2 separate regions of the Homo sapiens genome follow, and region 2 is linked to region 1. A link is an interaction called in ENCODE POLR2A ChIA-PET data of the cell type or tissue named here. Cell type or tissue: Caco-2. All regions are shown on one strand. Links, peaks and the distances in the headings refer to the core of each region. The heading gives the core; the rest is flanking DNA. Region 1 overlaps SRGAP1 (SLIT-ROBO Rho GTPase activating protein 1). Region 2 has its middle 48 kb from the start of KICS2.

Region 1 (8,338 bases), core at 40-8,039:
TTTATTGACGAATCAGCTCTTTCTCCTTCTGGAATGTAAGCTCCATGAATCAGGGAAATTGTTTTATTCTCTGTGGAATTCTAGTACTCATACAAATCAGGGCATGAGTGGGTTTTCAGTAAATTTGTTTATTCAACAATGCTATGCACCTACCACCCACTATCAGGCATTGTGATAGGTACAAAGAGGACACCTTCAGACTTGGGCAAATGGGGGCTCTGTCCTGGTCAGGAGTCCTGAGGGCCAAGGGAATGGAGGCCACATCCTGCCCCACATTTAGAGTATGCTCTACATATACGATCTGGAATCCCCCATCCATACAGCCCAAGACTGCTTCCAGGGCCTGCCTGGCCTCTGCTCCAGGCACATCCAAGGCCCTGCACAGTGAGGAGCAGAGCTGGGGGTGAGGAAAGAAGGGGGCGAGGCTTCCAGAATTCCATGTGAGGAGATGCTAGCCAATATTAGGGGCAGGTCCAGGTAGACAAGGCACAACTCCTGTCCTAAGCATGCTGTCCAATGGAGCGTGCTGCAACTATGGACATGTTTTATGCTGACACTACACAGTACAGTAGGCTCTGGCTGCGTGTGGCTATGGAGCACTTGATACGTGGTATGGCTAGAAAATGGAACTTTAAAATTTTTGTCTCTAATTTTAATTAAAGTTATATTTATCTAGGCACATGTGGCTTATGTACGTGATATCTGACAGCACAAATCTAGTGGGGAAAAAAAATCAATGATTACAGGTTTGTATATGTTTCCAACTGCTTCTCTTACAAATGACCACAAACGTAGTGGCTTGAAACAACACAGATTTATTCTGTTATAGTTCTGGAGTGCAGAAGTCCAGATGATTTTTCAGAGGCAAATACCAAAGCATCAGGAAGGCTAGCGACTTCTGGAGGCTGTTGGGGAGAATCCATTCCTTGCCTCTTCCAGCTTCTAGAGCCTGCTGACATCCCCTGGCCCTGGACTGAAAGCACACCCCAATCTCTGCTTCAATGTCACATCATCACCTTCTCTCCCTCTGACTCTCTTGCATCCCTGTTATAAGGACCCTTGTGATTACACTGGGCCCACTGGGTCACCTAGGAGAATCTCCCTATCTCAAGATTCTTCACCTAATAACGTCTGCAAAGTCCCTTTTGCCATATAAGGTGATGTTCACAGATTCTGGGGATAGGGATGTGAACATCTTTGGGGGAGCCATTATTCAGCCTACCACAGGTTATTGAGTGCTATAGGAGCTAAAAAGACTGAGAAAGCAAGAGAGAGCCAGAGAAGGATTTTCATCAAGAAAGTGGCATAAAAAAGATCACTCTGGTAGCAGAATGACTGCAGCAAGGTCAGACTGGGGGTAGAGGAACCCATGAGGAAGCTCCTTGGAAGGAAAGAGTAGAGAAGAAAAGAGAAGCCGAAAACCAGCTGGCGGTGGAGGGGCAAGGAGAAGGACGGACAAACATGGGAAGCACTATGGAGCTGGAACCCACAGAAGCTCCGGAGGGGAACCCTCAGTCTGAAAGGATGTTGGTGGAAATGACAAGGAAAGTAAGAATTTCAGCATTCATCTCTCGGAATTCCAGTTGGTGATTTAGAATATCTGTGTCATTTTCCTATTGATGTCACCTTAAATGGATTCCACTATTGGACCAAACACGCAGGCATTTTCCACAATGTGGGTGTTGTAAAAAGTTGATCCATCGTCTAGGCACTAATTAGAACTTTCATCAGGAGTTAAGGATGTGGATGCACACATAGTACAAGGAGGCCACAGGGTCAAGTCCATCCTTCACTTCACCTCAATGCTGAGTTAAAAGGGGATAATGCAAAGGACTTGAAAGTTTCAAAGCCAGAAGATAAATCTGATGAATTCATCTGAGTAAAGTCTAGTGATTAAGCCTGTGAGCTTTGACATCTCACACACCTGGGTTCCAACACTCCTTTGCCACTTTACCAGCTTTGTGACCCTTGAGGGAGGCTAGTGAAGAACACTAGTTTCTTCATCTTTAAAGGAGAGATAAGAATGCATATTATATGGTTGTTGTAAGGGTTAAGTAATATACTATTTCATGCCCAATACAGTGTAGATCTTCAATAAACGTAATTATTATTAACTGGAAGACTTATTTAAAAGAATCATAATCAGAAAAACATACTGTTTATTACTAATAAATCTACTAAGGCTCCCATTAACAGTTTAAAAAAAACCCCTCACACAAGTAGGGATTTCAAATCTGGAAAGAAACGTTATCAGCAAATCCTCACAAAATAACTATGGATAATCTAATGACATGGGTTTAAATATTCATGATCAGTGCCAGCTGAATTGGATTTCTTGAGTTTCTATTCTAGCTTTAACTATTGCACTGGACTTCACAACTATTTTAAGGAATATAGTAAAACTTCCTCCAAGTTTAACCAGCTGTCCTGGCACCAATACTGAATTAGGAAAAAAAATTAAGTGAACAGGTGTCCTCAGTTTATGAGCTAGTTATGTTCCTGAAAGAATATATGTTGCAAACTAGATTTTGCAAATCAGAACTTATTTTCTCATAATAATTTCAGATATGTGTTTCTCTGGAAAAATTCAGTAACTTTTTAAAAATTTTAAATCAGACGATTAGGGTAGATGGTATCTGGTTTTCTGGCACGGATGAAGTTAAACAGATTGCCCCAAATTAAATTTTGGGTCTTGCTAGGGTCATGTTTTGACTAAAGTGGCAAAGTAACTCTCATCTTCTGGTAATGAAAAAACACCCCATCCTGTAATTGATGAACTGAAAGATGTTCAATCTAATGTACAATGCATTTATTTGTATTACCTCCCTGGAGCAAGACATTCTACTTACATAAAAGACAGCAATTACCCAACTTCAATAAATGCTTTACATAAATGGGACTTGATGAATAGACACACCATTAATCAAAGGCAGAAAAAGAACACCGAGGGAAAATTAGAGTTTAAATATAAGAAATTAGTAAAAATCAGCCTTCCGTTGACAAGGCTTATAGTAAGGTGTGGTGTATGATTTTTAGGACTTAATTTCAATTCATCATTGGGATTTTGTTTTTTCAAAGTAACACTTGCAGAAAGCAGGTAAACAACTTAAGAGTTTGCCTGAAGTAACACAATTTGGCCAACCAGCCTCCTATTTGCAAACCTAATTACCTAAGTACCAAATTAAATGATAATCTTCACTGTCCACACTCAGTATTTTTAAAATGATATCCTCTGTGCTCTACTTCACCTTATTAAACATTCAGTGAAGTTGCTCATCAAGTCATCGTTCAACAAGGACAATCAATCATAGTTAATGGCCACTATGAAAACCAGCCTGCAACACCTAGTAGACAATTTTGTAATTAGTAGCAAGTGTGGGACACAGCCTTTTGGTAAGGAGGGTCCTAATTCCTCCATCTTCTGGGGAGTGAGAAGGGAGGGACAGGGAGTAAACCGAACCATCCCTGCAAGACAGCTGAGCACACTGCACGGAGAGTGGCACTCTGAGGATGGGGCCAGGAGAACTTTCTGGGGCTCTGCAAGGTTTCTGAGAAGGAATGCAAGGGCCATAAGAATACCACTGGGTGCCAGGGTGTTTTCTTCAAGCTGTCACTCACCTTATTCCCTATCAAGCATGTTCTCAGCCATGTCAGTAACAATTTTGGAAAAACTCAGTCCCCTCATCCTAAGGGTATATACCCATCCCAGTATCTCAGTATCTCTTTGGAGCCAGAAAAGAAGCTAGTTTCAAAGACTTCAGATAGGTACTCAAGACTGCTCTGCATCCTTCCCCAGGGCTGCTGTGCCTCAGGTGGCACTATGCAGTGCACTATGCACTTTGTCCTCGTGGTCCCAGACTCAGCACCCCGCAGAGGCATGCAGAATAGAGATGCAGGTCTGAGCAAAAAACCATTTCTGGAGATTTTTTTATATCACTCATCTCATTTGAGATTAAATCATGCACAAAGGAAGGGAAAAGCAAATCCTCCAAGAACAAAATTGCTGAGAGAAAAAAGGAACACATTAAAAAGCAATAGACAAGTAACCAAGACAAGCAGACGGGTACTGCAGCCCTGCCTCTATCGGCCCGTATGTTTCACCTCACACCCATATGCTCTCTCTCAGTTCCCATATGGTTTTTCTTTTTCAATATGAAATTTGGAGTGGGGTAAGGGCAGGGACGAGCAGCATTTTATAGAAACTTTGTTTCTCTAGAAGTTGCCACAGACACAGAGTATCCTAGAGCATCTTAGACAGGAAAGCTGAGGTCAACAGAGGCATGGCCAGGCTGCGCTATGCCTGACTCTGGCTCCTTCCTTCCATCTTTTCTCCAGGGCCAGATACTTGTGGATGTCCCATCATAGTTATGGGTTCGCTGGCCCAGCCACAGGCATTTGTTCCTGTTCATGGTGGTCTCCTACCAGAAGCCTAAACCTGAGCAGATGACCTACAAATGTGAGTGTGCCAAGGAGGCAGAAGCCCAGGAAGCTCACTGGCGCTGACCTGCTGATGTCCAGGTCTTCACCTGGACCAGTTAGGGCAATGGTGAGGACCCCGGCCTGTGATTCACGATCTTCAATGATAATGTGACCTGGAAAAGTACTGTGCCTTCAAATGTTTACAGCAGCGTTATTCATATAACCAAAAAGTAAAAATGACTCAAATGGTCGTCAACTGATGCATGGATAAATGAAATGTGTGTATCCACACCACGGAATATTATTTGGAAATAAAAAGGAATGAAGTACTGGTACATGCTACAACATGGATGAACCTTCAAAATATTATGCTAAATGAATGAGGACAGACATAAAAGGACAAATATATGACTTCATAAACAGGCAAATCTATAAAGACAAAAAGTAGATTAGTGGTTGCTTAGGGCAGAATGGAGAGTGATGGCTAATGGGTGTGTTGTTTCTTTTGGGGATGGTGAAAATGTTCTAAAATTGATTGTGATGATTGTTGCACAGCTCTGAATATACTAAAAACCATGGAATTATACACTGGAAATAGTAAAGTGTATGTCTCTATCTCAATAAAGCTGCTGCAAAAAAAAAAAAAAAAAAAAGCCTTGCTTACTGATCATCAACAAGCAAACATATCCTATCAATAACAGGAGGCTGCTCAAAACCTGAGACCAGATGATAAGAGCTCCTTACATTTTTGTTGTATTAGGAGATAATATTTAAAAGTTTTTCTTGTTGCTCTTTCAGTATGTCTATTTCATATGCTTCTCTGCTATCCAGCACCCAATCATCTTGAACTATTTTTTTGTTTTCCTTTTAAAGGCGTTTACACAAGTTGTTTTTTTTATAGCCTTGGTGCCTCCTTGCACAATTTATGCATCTGCAACTTTGAAAATATGCATCTGACAGACATTCTACCTAGTGCCTATATAACAGATCAAATTTTTAATGACACTTAGGCTGGGTGCAGGGGTTCATGCCTGTATTCCCAGCAATCTGGAAGGCTGAGGCAGACGGATCGCTTGAGCCCAAAAGTTTCAGACCAGCCTGGGAAGTTTAAGATCGCTTGAGCCCAGAAGTTTCAGACCAGGCTGATCCCAGAAGTTAAAGACCAGCCAGTAATTTTGTACTTTTCACAGAAAAGTACAAAATTAGTCAGGCATGGAGGTGCATGTCTGTAGTCCCAACTACTCGGGATTGCGCCAATGCACTCCAGCCTGGGTGACAGACCTAGACCCTGTCTCAAAAAAAAGAAATCACTCTTATGTCATGCAAACAGGGCTAACAGACATCAGTGACTTATCAAAAGTGTGTTGCACAATCAGTAGCTCAGTCATAACAAACTGAAGCACGTGTTCACTTTCGGACGGAGCCTTTTGAGAACACAGAGTACTTTTAGGGAAGTGATTTATAATCAGAACTGTACATCCTCAAATAATTTTCAGTAAATGGGTCCAGGCAAAATAATAGTCATTAAAAGAAAAGAATTTGCTCAAATTATATTTTAAAAGTTTTTTTCCTATCCCAAACTCAAATGTCCATAAGCAGCTCATTATTTCAATTCAAATATAACTCAGTTTAAGGCCCCTCTTCAAAAGCTTGTTTTTTTTTTTCAAAAATAAAAAAGAGAAACTTATGAACATCATATTAGTCAATACAGTACCTGAAAAACAGATGGCTTATGAAGAAAACCAACATTGAGAATTAACTCCTTTTCTATCAGTTGGCCTTATCTTATGCCACAGTGGAGTCTCTCTTAAAGTTACATTTTCACTTATTCAGTCAAGTGGGTATTTATAATGACCTTTACAAAGAACTGGCATGAGGAGTTAAGTCTAACTAAATTAAGTATTTAAGAAGGACCACAAAAAAATGATAAGTGTGTGAGGTAATGCATGTGTTAATTAGCTTGATTTAGCCACTCCACAATGCATAACTATATCAAAATGTCATGTTGTACACCATAAATATATGCAGTTTTTATTTTTATTTATTTTTTTTCTTGAGGCAGAGTCTCACTCTGTCACCCAGGCTGGAGTGCAGTGACATGATCCCGGCTCACGGCAACCTGTGCCTCCTGGGTTCAAGTGATTCTCCTGCCTCAGCCTCCCAAGTAGCTGGGACCACAGGTGCACATCACCACACCTGGCTAATTCTTTGTATTTTTAGTAGAGATGGGGTTTCACCATGTTGGCCAGGGTGGTCTCAAACTCCTGACCTCAAGTGATCCGCCCACCTCGGGCTCCCAAAGTGCTGGGATTATAGGCGCGAGCCACCGCGCCGGGCCTTTTATTTGTTAATTTTAAAAATTAAAAATAAATTTAAAAGGCTTCAAAAGCAAATAATTTTTTAAAAGCTTAATTTAAAAAAAAGGAAAGGGGAAGGAGGAAGTGTACTGACAATTGGGACACTTTGCATACATCTCCTCACTTATTATTTAAAACAACCTTGGAGGCAGTTCTATACTAATTTTACAGATTTAAAAAACCAAGTTTCCAAAACGATAAGTAACTTGTTAATGGTCCCACAAACTAGGAAGCAGCAAAGCTCTAATTCAAACCTACAATTGTGTAGCTCAACTATTTTTCCATTGCTTCAAATTGCCTCTACTCACACTGCTTTTTCTTTTCTTTTTTTTTTTTTTTGAGATGGAGTCTCGCTCTGTCCCCCAGGCTGGAGTGCAGTGGCACGATCTCGGCTCACTGCAAGCTCCGCCTCCCGGGTTCACGCCATTCTCCTGCCTCAGCCTCCCGAGTAGCTGGGACTACAGGCACCCACCACCACGCCGGACTAATTTTTTGTATTTTTAGTAGAGACGGGGTTTCACCATGTTAGCCAGGATGGTCTCGATCTCCTGACCTCGTGATCCACCCGCCTCAGCCTCCCAAAGTGCTGGGATTACAGGCGTGAGCCATGGCGCCCAGTGCTTTTTTCTTTTTAATGAGAAAGATGGGGGAAAATTCCATTTAAATAAGGCAAAGAATAAAAGAAAATTAGAAATTGCTAGGGCAAGAAAAGTTTTTCATGAAAAGGAAATATGTAAACAAAATGCTAGAATGTTAACTTTTCTGTGATCTTAATCTTTTGACTCTTTAAGACATCTTCCTAATAGAGTTATATAAAACTACAACCTTTTTCTCCTAGGCAGAGGAAAAAAAGTTTCCTATGGAGCTACTTTCAAATCACAGTTTGTTGAGCAAAACAAAACAGAAAAGAATATCTCTGCAAAGTTTTATAGAAGAAACACTGAGACTGATGTATGGATGTATGTGAGTGCCTCTGCTACCAAGACGATGTCTGTAGAATAGCAAAGAGAATTAGTGAAATGTCCTAAATAACAAGAACAACAAAAAAAGATTGACGGTGAAAAATACACAATTTATTTTCATATATTGGGAAGACTGTCAGTGAAAGTTTAGGGCTCAGAAATAAGCCAATGATAAGCTCTCCAAATGTATTTCCACTGTTAACAACAGCACCATTGCTAGAAGTGCTGACATGAACCAGTTCCATGTTATTTTTTTAAATACTGAGATGGCAGCAAGGATGAAAGTCTGGAAGGAATGGTTTCCTTTAACCTTATACTTCATACTCTTCCAGATGATGGAATCATGGGCAGTGGGCAAGGTGGCTCATGTTTGTAATTCCAGTGCTTTGGGAGGCTGAGGCGGGAGGATCATTTGAGACTAGGAGTTTGGGACCAGACTGGGCAATAAAGTGAAATCTTGTCTGTAAAAAAAAAAACTTTAAAAATTAGCCAAGTGTGGTGGTGCATGCCTATAGTCTCAGCTACTCGGGAGGCTAAAGTGGAAGGATCGCTTGAGCCTGGGAGGCAGAGGTTGCAGTAAGCCAAGATCACACTACTACA
Region 2 (8,338 bases), core at 160-8,159, 220 kb before region 1:
TAGGGGCCTGTAGGTTTCCTTCCAGATAGAAAATTCTGAGACTCTACAAACAGATCCACAGTAAGGTGTTCTCCCTTGCCAGGTAGCAATTTTATCTGTGGTATTGTTGCTTCCCATACTTTAAATCTTGTTTATCTGACAGAGACTATGCCTTTGTGAAGTGGAAGCATGCTCTGAGATTTCCATTCAGGTCTTCTGTCTCTATCTTGCTGTACTTGTATGAATTGTGTGATCTGAGTTACTCTGTCAAGTTTAGATCGTGAATATAGAGGCAAAAATAGCAATTATTAACAGTGATGATAAACATTTGGATGTAGTGCTTTTCATTTCTAAATGGCTTTGAAGAGACCAAATACATCTGTTAGTATTAGTCATTCTGCCTGTGGGATTCCTTATCTTGGGTCAGAGGGTTTTGCTTGGACTCTGTTCTAGCTGTGTAGAAAGACTCATTTTGGTAGCTATTGAATTTTTCCCCCTATGAGGCATATTCTAAACTTTTAGTCATTTCTCATGGGTTACATATGTTCTCTTGGTGCTAGCTGTGCATGTTTCTATTCTCATACATGCATTTAAAGTGAATTTATCCTGGTACTGTGGCTAGATAAGAAACTACTGTTACTGAATTCTTTCCTAGGAGGGAGAAATGGAATTTTCTCTGGAGGTTCAGAGTAGATCTTCAAATAAAACTCTGATCTTCACAGTGGTACCCTATGGGGTAATTCAGCTGATACGTTGAATGCCTTTTTCCCTAAGGCGGTGGGCTAACAATGGTAGCTACCGTTTCTCCTGGGCTAGTCTAGATGCAAACGTTCAGGTGAAGGTTGTCCCATGCACATACCTCTCTCTCCCTTGTCACTTTCTGGGTTTTCTAGATGGATTTGCATATAGTTCTGTGTGTATGAGTAAGCTGTAAGGAACAGGTACTGGGTCTTTTGTCTTTTTACACTTAGTGTTGGTATGTAAGTGGTGCTCAAAAATTGTTGCGCTGAAATCCTCTTTATTCTAATCTCAAACCAAACCATATCCCCTTTATTATCATCTTCAACCACAAACAAAAACATTGTTTTCCATGTATAGATTCAAACTAAAATCATATTAAATTGATTAGGGAGCACATTTTGACTTAGTACATGGCTTCGAGATCTAAGGATTTATTTTTAATAAATACCGCTGCTTGCATGTGGAGCCCGGCTCCTTCCCCAGGCTCCTCGCATGCGTTCTTCCCTGGCTCTGTTTGGGTCCCAGGAGCAGCCCATGCTGTTCCCTGTGTCTTGCATGCTTTTCTTCACCCTCTATCTTATGTCACCCTTTATCCCTGCATCCCTCAGGCCTCATCTCAGTCATCACTTCCTCGGGCACCCTAGCCCTGTTTCTGCCCAGCCCTGCTCAGTCTCCTTTAGCGAAGGGCTCTTCGGTTCCTTTCCTTCGGAGCCCTGATCACCATTGTAAGTGGTTGACCATTTACTTCTGAGTAACTCCCTTCCTTTCTGTTCTATAAACTTCCTGAGGCCAAGGGCTAAGCCCGTTTCTGCTGACCTTTGCATTTCCAGCCTTTGCACAGTGGCTGGGGCATAACAAACACCAGTGGCCGTGCCAAGGAATGCTCAGGGTTGGAGTACCCCATAATTTCTATCATTCCACACAAAATAGTTCTATTCTTGGATATGAACTATTGCCATTTTCCCACTCTCTTGTAAAATGTGAACGTTAACTCCACAAGGGCAGGCCTTGTCTGTCACTATGTATCTTGAGCATTTAGATGAGTGCTACCTAGCAGGTGCTCTGAAATATTTGTTGAATTGATAAAGGTGTCTTGAGAAATCTTTGTTTTCATTGATCTGTGATATTCAGTTGTATGTGCTCTGCAAACCCAGTTTCAAGGCAGGTGCCTTCCCTCCTTTCTCTAACTCCCCGCCTTCTAACTAGACAGCACTTTCAAGTCCATTGCTTTAGCAACTCTGGCACTGCCTACTGGTAGGTTCTCAACACGTATTTTATGAAAGTCCAGAGCTGCTATTTTTCAAGGAAGTTTCTCAACAGTACACACCTAACAAAAGTGTGGTCCAACTAAGAGGGGGTGGGCTAGGGGTGGAATAGGTTTCCCAAGGTATCTCTGCTTCCAACAGTATGCTACGAGTGATTCATGAATATATATGCAGTTGGCTTTGAGCAAGTACCCAGCAAGATTATCAGCTGAAAAATATGTTTTTATTAAAAAGCTTAACAGCGAGCAGGTACAGTGGTACATGCTTGTAGCCCCAGCTACTCAGGAGGCTGAGGTGGGAGGATTGCTTGAGCTCAGGAGTTCAAGAACAGCCTGGACAGCATAGGGAGGTCCCATCTATAAAATAATAATAATAATCACCACCATCATCCTCAATCATCATCATCATCTCAACAGCTTTTTAAAAGGATAGCGTTTTTTAAAAGCCATTTTTAAATTATAAATACTGGTTTACATGCGCATATAAACAAGAGCACTTCCATATGCATGTATCCCTTCCCCCCATTATTTACTTATTTATTTTTGAGATGGAGTCTTGCTCTGTCACCCAGGCTGGAGTTCAATGGCACAATCTCAGCTCACTGCAACCTCTGCCTCCTGGGTTCAAGTGATTCTCCTGCCTCAGGCTCCCAAGTAGGTGGGATTACAGGCGCCCACCACCACGTCTGGCTAATTTTTGTATTTTTAGTAGAGACAGGATTTCACCATGTTGGCCAGGCTGGTCTCAAACCTCTGACCTCAGATGATCCTCCTGCCTCAGGCTCCCAAAGTGTTGGGACTATGGGCAAGAGTAACTGCACCTGGCCCCCCTCTGTTATTTTACTGGATTGTCACTTCCCACCGTCAAAGTTTCCTTGCAGTTCAACTTGTCAGTGGCCTCATCAAACAAAGAAGGCAGCTTGTTGTCACCAGCAACCAACATCTGGTTTAGATGTGGCTAGCATGCCTAGTTGCTGTAACAGAGGGGATGTCATAATTAAACTGCAAGTCATGGTGAAGGGTATGGCTGTCATACATTACCACACTTCTGGGATAGAAAACAAGGTCTTGAACTTAGCAGGGAGATGCAGGAATACAGTTATTATGCACTTCTTGAAATTGTCTCATTCCAAAAAACATTTGGTTTTAGGGAAACACTTTGGAGAATTAAAACACATTGAAAAGCTAGAAATAGGTCAAAGTGATTGCAAAACAGTCTTTCAGCATTGTGGTGGGGCACCTACTGGCTTTCGTTGGTCACCCAATCAGAGAGCTTGTCTTTAGACTAATGCTATTCAGCTGGTTACCATGGCAATGATGGAGTACTAGTTGTCATGGCAATGAAATGGAAATTTGGGGGACCAATTTCTTTAGAAGAGGTGGATTCATTAAGCCCTTTCTTTCTTTCTTTCCTTAAAACTTGACCATGTCATACAATACTTTTAAAGGGTGTCCATTTTCATACTCTATACATTTTAGGATCTATAAATCTTTTCTTATTCTTGGATCTCATGTCTTAAGTCTTTTCACCTCTGTGATTTGAGTAGACACCCCCACCCCTACACAGTCTTTTGTGGCTCATATTAAAGAATGACACTGCAAAAGCTACGTTTCTTTTCATCCCCCCAAAAGTGTTTCTGCCAAACTCCATTGGATTCCTCCAAAGTTATTTTGGTATGAAATAGAATAGGTCAGAATAATTATATTGGACTAAATGATAAATGAGACTTCTACCAATGCATTGCAATCACCTGTTCCTCACTGAGGTGTTTATCAGAATTGTACTTTAAGGCAGATCCTTTTGAGAAGCACCAGAAGCCTGGCTCTTTTTCCCTCCCTGGGCTGATGGGGGTTTTATTCCTTTTTGCTTAGAGTCCACTCTGTGGGATCATCAATGGGAAATAGATCTTGTTCACTTGTTACGCAGACTTGAGTGACCTTTTTCTTGACTTCTCCCAAGGAATTAATTTAGCTGCTTATTTTGAGATTCTAGAAAAGAATAAGTGGTTATATATATACGTATATATACATATACGTATGTATACATATGTATACGTATGTGTACATATATACGTATATATATAAGTATATATGTATATATGTGTGTATATGTATACACACACACACACATACATATATATATATATTTGTTGTTGTTGTTTGTTTGTTTTGAGATGGAGTTTTGCTCTTGTCACCCAGGCTGGAGTGCAGTGACGCTATCTCGGCTCACTGCAACCTCCGCCTCTCAGGTTCAAGCGATTCTCCTGCCTCAGCCTCCCGAGTAGCTGGGATTACAGGCGCCCATAACCACGCCCAGCTAATTTTCATATTTTTAGTAGAGATGGAGTTTCACTATGTGGGTCATGCTGGTGTCGAACTCCTGGCCTCAGGTGATCCACCTGCCTTGGCCTCCCAAAGTGCTGGGATTACAGGTGTGAGCCACTGTACCCAGCCATAAGTGGTAATATTATCGGGTTGGCTAAATCTGGGGATTGTTAGAGATTTTAGAGAAAATATATTGGATCAAATCTGAATTCATGGACCTCTAAATTTTTCTGAGATTATTTTTGTTGTATTAACATGAACTCTGGAAAAGACCTTTTGGTATATTTTTATACTGCGAGTTTGCTGCTATAGAATTTTTACAGGATATTTGTGACAGTAATTCTCACATTCTGTAATGAAGGAAAATCCCTTGGGGATTTAGAAGGAACCTCTAAGAGCCTTTCCTATAATCTGTAACCCCTCATTATTATAGATACACTACTTTACATGAAATCCTGCGGGAGGCTCAGTAGACCTTGCTGGGTCGAACACCCCCTGTATCCGAACTCAGGCTCTGTGACCTGAGGGTTCCAATCCTGCATAAGGAGGAGGCTGGGCTTTTGTCTGAGATCCTCCCCCTTTTTACTGCCTATTGCCTCCCTCCGGTGCCTGTGGATTGGCCTGCTGGAGCTATAACAAATTACCACAGGCCAGGTGACTTAGACAGCCGAAATGTATCTTATCTCAGTTCTGGAGCCTTGGAGTTCCAGATGGGAGTGTCAGCAGATCTGGTTTCTCCTGAGGCCTCTCTCCTGGGCTTGTAGATGGTGACCTTTACCCTGAGTCCTCATGTGCCCTTTCCTCTGTGTGCACATATCCCTGGTGTCTCTTATGTTTGTCCAAATTTCCTCTTCTTAAAAGAACACCAGTCAGATTGGATTAGGGCCCACCTTAACAGCATCATTTTAACCTAATCGCCTCTTCAAAGGCCCTGTCTCCAAATACAGTCACATCCTGAGTGCTGGGAGTTAGGGTTTCAACATATATTTTAAGGGGACACACTTCAGCCCATAGCAGACTGCAACACCATATTATTTTCATTGTTGATTGTTTCCAGCAACTCCCTGGCTGGGATCTGAAAGAAATGGTGACAAGCTTCATGAAATCAGACAGAAATACTTCACCATTCTCTGCAGTGTTGGGGCACAGGAGTAGGTAAGGGGTCAGGGGGTGGTAAGGAAGCAATCTCTTGATGTTCCTGGGAGCATAGCTGGGTTTCCTTGGCCTAGTGAGATGGACAACATCAGAAGGGGTTTGTGAGAAGTAAGGTGTTATTAAACGAGGCAAGAAGAGCAGATGGGGTGGGGGTGGGGGGCAGAAATGCCCTTTTTTTTAAAGGCCTCTTCTTGGACTAAGATTTGAGTTCCCTTAAGGATTACAAACTGAAGATTAAGATGCAAGACTGGAATAATTTTCAAATTTACACAAAAGTCTAGATTTGTAGGTTCTCTTAGATGATGTGACAACAGAGCCCATATTCCAGAGCAGAAATAATTTCTTGCTAACCTCCTTGGGCTTTATTAAAATAGCTTCTTTGCTTTCAAAGAAGATATGGCAGATGAGCTTCAGCCAAAGGAAGTGAAGCCAGTGATCACTCTATGAGCCATGCTGGAAGGCCCCAGCAGGAAGTGAAGAGGTGGCCATAAGGTGAGAACTGCTCATCTTGCTTGGGGCAGACTCAGTGTGTTCAGGGCTCCCAACCAACCTATAAGAAATAATCCATCAGAAAGGTGTCCAGCAATGTCCCCTGCAGGGAAGAAAGGGCATGAAGGTACTACCACCAACTGGCTTGCTGTTATAGTTAGGCAATCTTTTTCTTTCCTCCCTCCCTCCTTTCCTCTCTCCCTCCTCCCTTCTTCCTTCAGTCCTCCTTTTTTCCTTTCTCCCTTCATTCTTTCCCTCCTCCCTTCGTCCCATTTTTTCCTTCCTCCCTCCTCCCTCCTCTTTTCCTTCCTCCCTCCCTCCCTCCCTCCCTCCCTCCCTCCCTTCCTTCCTTCCTTCCTTCCTCCCTCCCTCCCTCCCTGCCTGCCTGTCTGCCTGCCTAGAGGTAGTGTTGGGGGTGGTAGATACTGGCTGCTGGGTCTGAGTCCAGGGACAGTGACAGAGGCAGTGATGTCTTCTAATCATTTCTGTGGCATAACCCTGAGTGAGTTCCTAGCTAGGAGACCCTCAAGCCTAATTTTCTGGTCTTCCTGCAGGTTCTCTGAACTACTAAAATAGCTTTAAATAAATTCAGCTTTTGCATAAATTATCCAGAGTCAGTTTATTTTGCTTGCCAAAATGAATGCTGATACTCTTTGTCCTCTGCCCAGACTTACTGGTCACAGACAAGAACCTTGAGATGGCCACAGGTCCCAAATTGTTATCCAAATTTCCAGAGAGACCCAGAGCCTGTCTTAGGGAGCCCCAGATGAGTCAGTCCCCAGATACATTCCATGACTCCTCATGGTAATAGTGTCACTTCCTTGAATGAGGAGCTTGAATGAGGAGGTAGGTGACCAACTCTTTCCAGCAGCAAATTATGCCCATTTTTTTTTTGTTCTTTGCAAATGAAACATGCTCAACAAGTTCAAACTAACTTCAATGGAATTTCTAGCTGTCCGTGTCCAAAGTCCCATCAATAGTTGTTCTCTTTTTCTTTAAGTATGAAAGTGTTTACTGGAAAGAAAAAAGAATTTCTCATATTCTGTGCTTTTCTCTTGCACAGAAAAATACAGCACCAACCTTAGATTTAATTAGAGTTAAATTATGACCCAAGCAGGAATAGGGGTCATTCTGAAAATCACAGACTTGGCAGAGACTTTCAGAAATTATTAATGCTGTTCCCCTATCTCTGGATTTAAAAAATTGGATTATGCAAGAAACCTGAGTGTTGGGATTGGGGGTGGGGAATGGAGTTCGAGAGAACCCTGGAAGTGGAGTAGGGAGTGGAGATAGCCAAGAAGCATCCTTTTCTTAGGTTGATTGGGTGTCCATCAGCTCTCCATCCCCAGTGAAGTTCCATCTCTCTCCTCCATACATTAAAATAATGCCTTAGTTTTTCTTTTATTGAAAAATTAGTAAATTTATTATCAATACTAAAAAGCAAACAAAACGGAAAGGAAAAATAGTCACCTGTAATTTCACTACTAGAAGATAATTACTGTTAATAATTTGGTGTCTGTATTAATCTAAACTGTTGCTAGTGACAACTCAAACTACCTTGAGTTAAAGAAAACGGAAATGCATTAGCATATAAAACTGCTAAGTCCAGGGTTATATATAGTTTTAGGCTTATCTGCATTTAAGGGTTCAGTGTCATGGGGGGTTTGCGTGAAGAAGTGAGATGATGTGTTCCCCTTTTTAAAGATTATTGACTTATTTTTGTCTTTAACTGTCTTTCCTGCTCATCAGAGCAGAAGGAATTCTTTCTTAAGTGTAGTATAAACATCCACCCTAAAAGCCTCTTCCCAGCAAAGAGCTGAGAAAGCTGTAGATGCTCATGGGGCTAAAACAAGCAGACTTTTGTGAGGTGCTAAGAGCTAAGTCACAATATAGATCCATAGCATGTACATTTAAAAAAAGAAGAGGAAAGGAAAAGGATGCCCATGTAAACCGTAAACAGTGGAAGTCTAGAACCGTTATGAAGCCTGTCTTGCTTCCAGCTGCATGCAGAAATGTAACATTGATATTTTTATCATTTATTCTCTGGATACCAGATTCCTTAACTCAGAAAGAAGGATACCAAATTCCTTAACTCTTTAACTCAGGGACTTTCTAGTTCATGGGAGTGCTTATCCTGACTCATAATTCTTCATAATTCTTCCTTTTGTTTCTTCCTTTTGTTTCCTATATCCATGCATACATAATTCTTCCTTTTGTTTCCTATATCCATGATATAATGACAAAGGGACAAGTAGAAAATTTACATGTATTAACAAGTTAATATATCTTGCATAGTTTAAAATAACATTACATTTTAAGTCAACTCTCTCTATTGCTTTTTCTAGAATAGCTGTAAATGAGAAAATGATCTCATTTGTTCCACCA

The links. Peaks named below come from ENCODE experiments on the same cell type or tissue, not always from the same donor. Only the 100,000 strongest peaks of a DNase experiment are listed, where the experiment ranks them.
Region 2: POLR2A ChIA-PET joins it to region 1 with 13 read pairs; 5 of 35 experiments call an interaction of 5 or more read pairs at or near these places.

What each region holds. Positions count from the first base shown.
Region 1 is chr12:63,953,455-63,961,792 of GRCh38, reverse strand. All of the region lies in intron 1 of SRGAP1 (SLIT-ROBO Rho GTPase activating protein 1), which reads right to left. Among named protein-coding and RNA genes, the nearest start is that of SRGAP1, 110 kb to the right of the region's middle. In Caco-2, for the core only: no CTCF peak of the experiment used is centred there; no DNase peak of the experiment used is centred there.
Region 2 is chr12:64,170,371-64,178,708 of GRCh38, reverse strand. No RefSeq gene overlaps it. Among named protein-coding and RNA genes, the nearest start is that of KICS2, 48 kb to the left of the region's middle. In Caco-2, for the core only: no CTCF peak of the experiment used is centred there; a DNase peak (open chromatin) is centred at 4,998.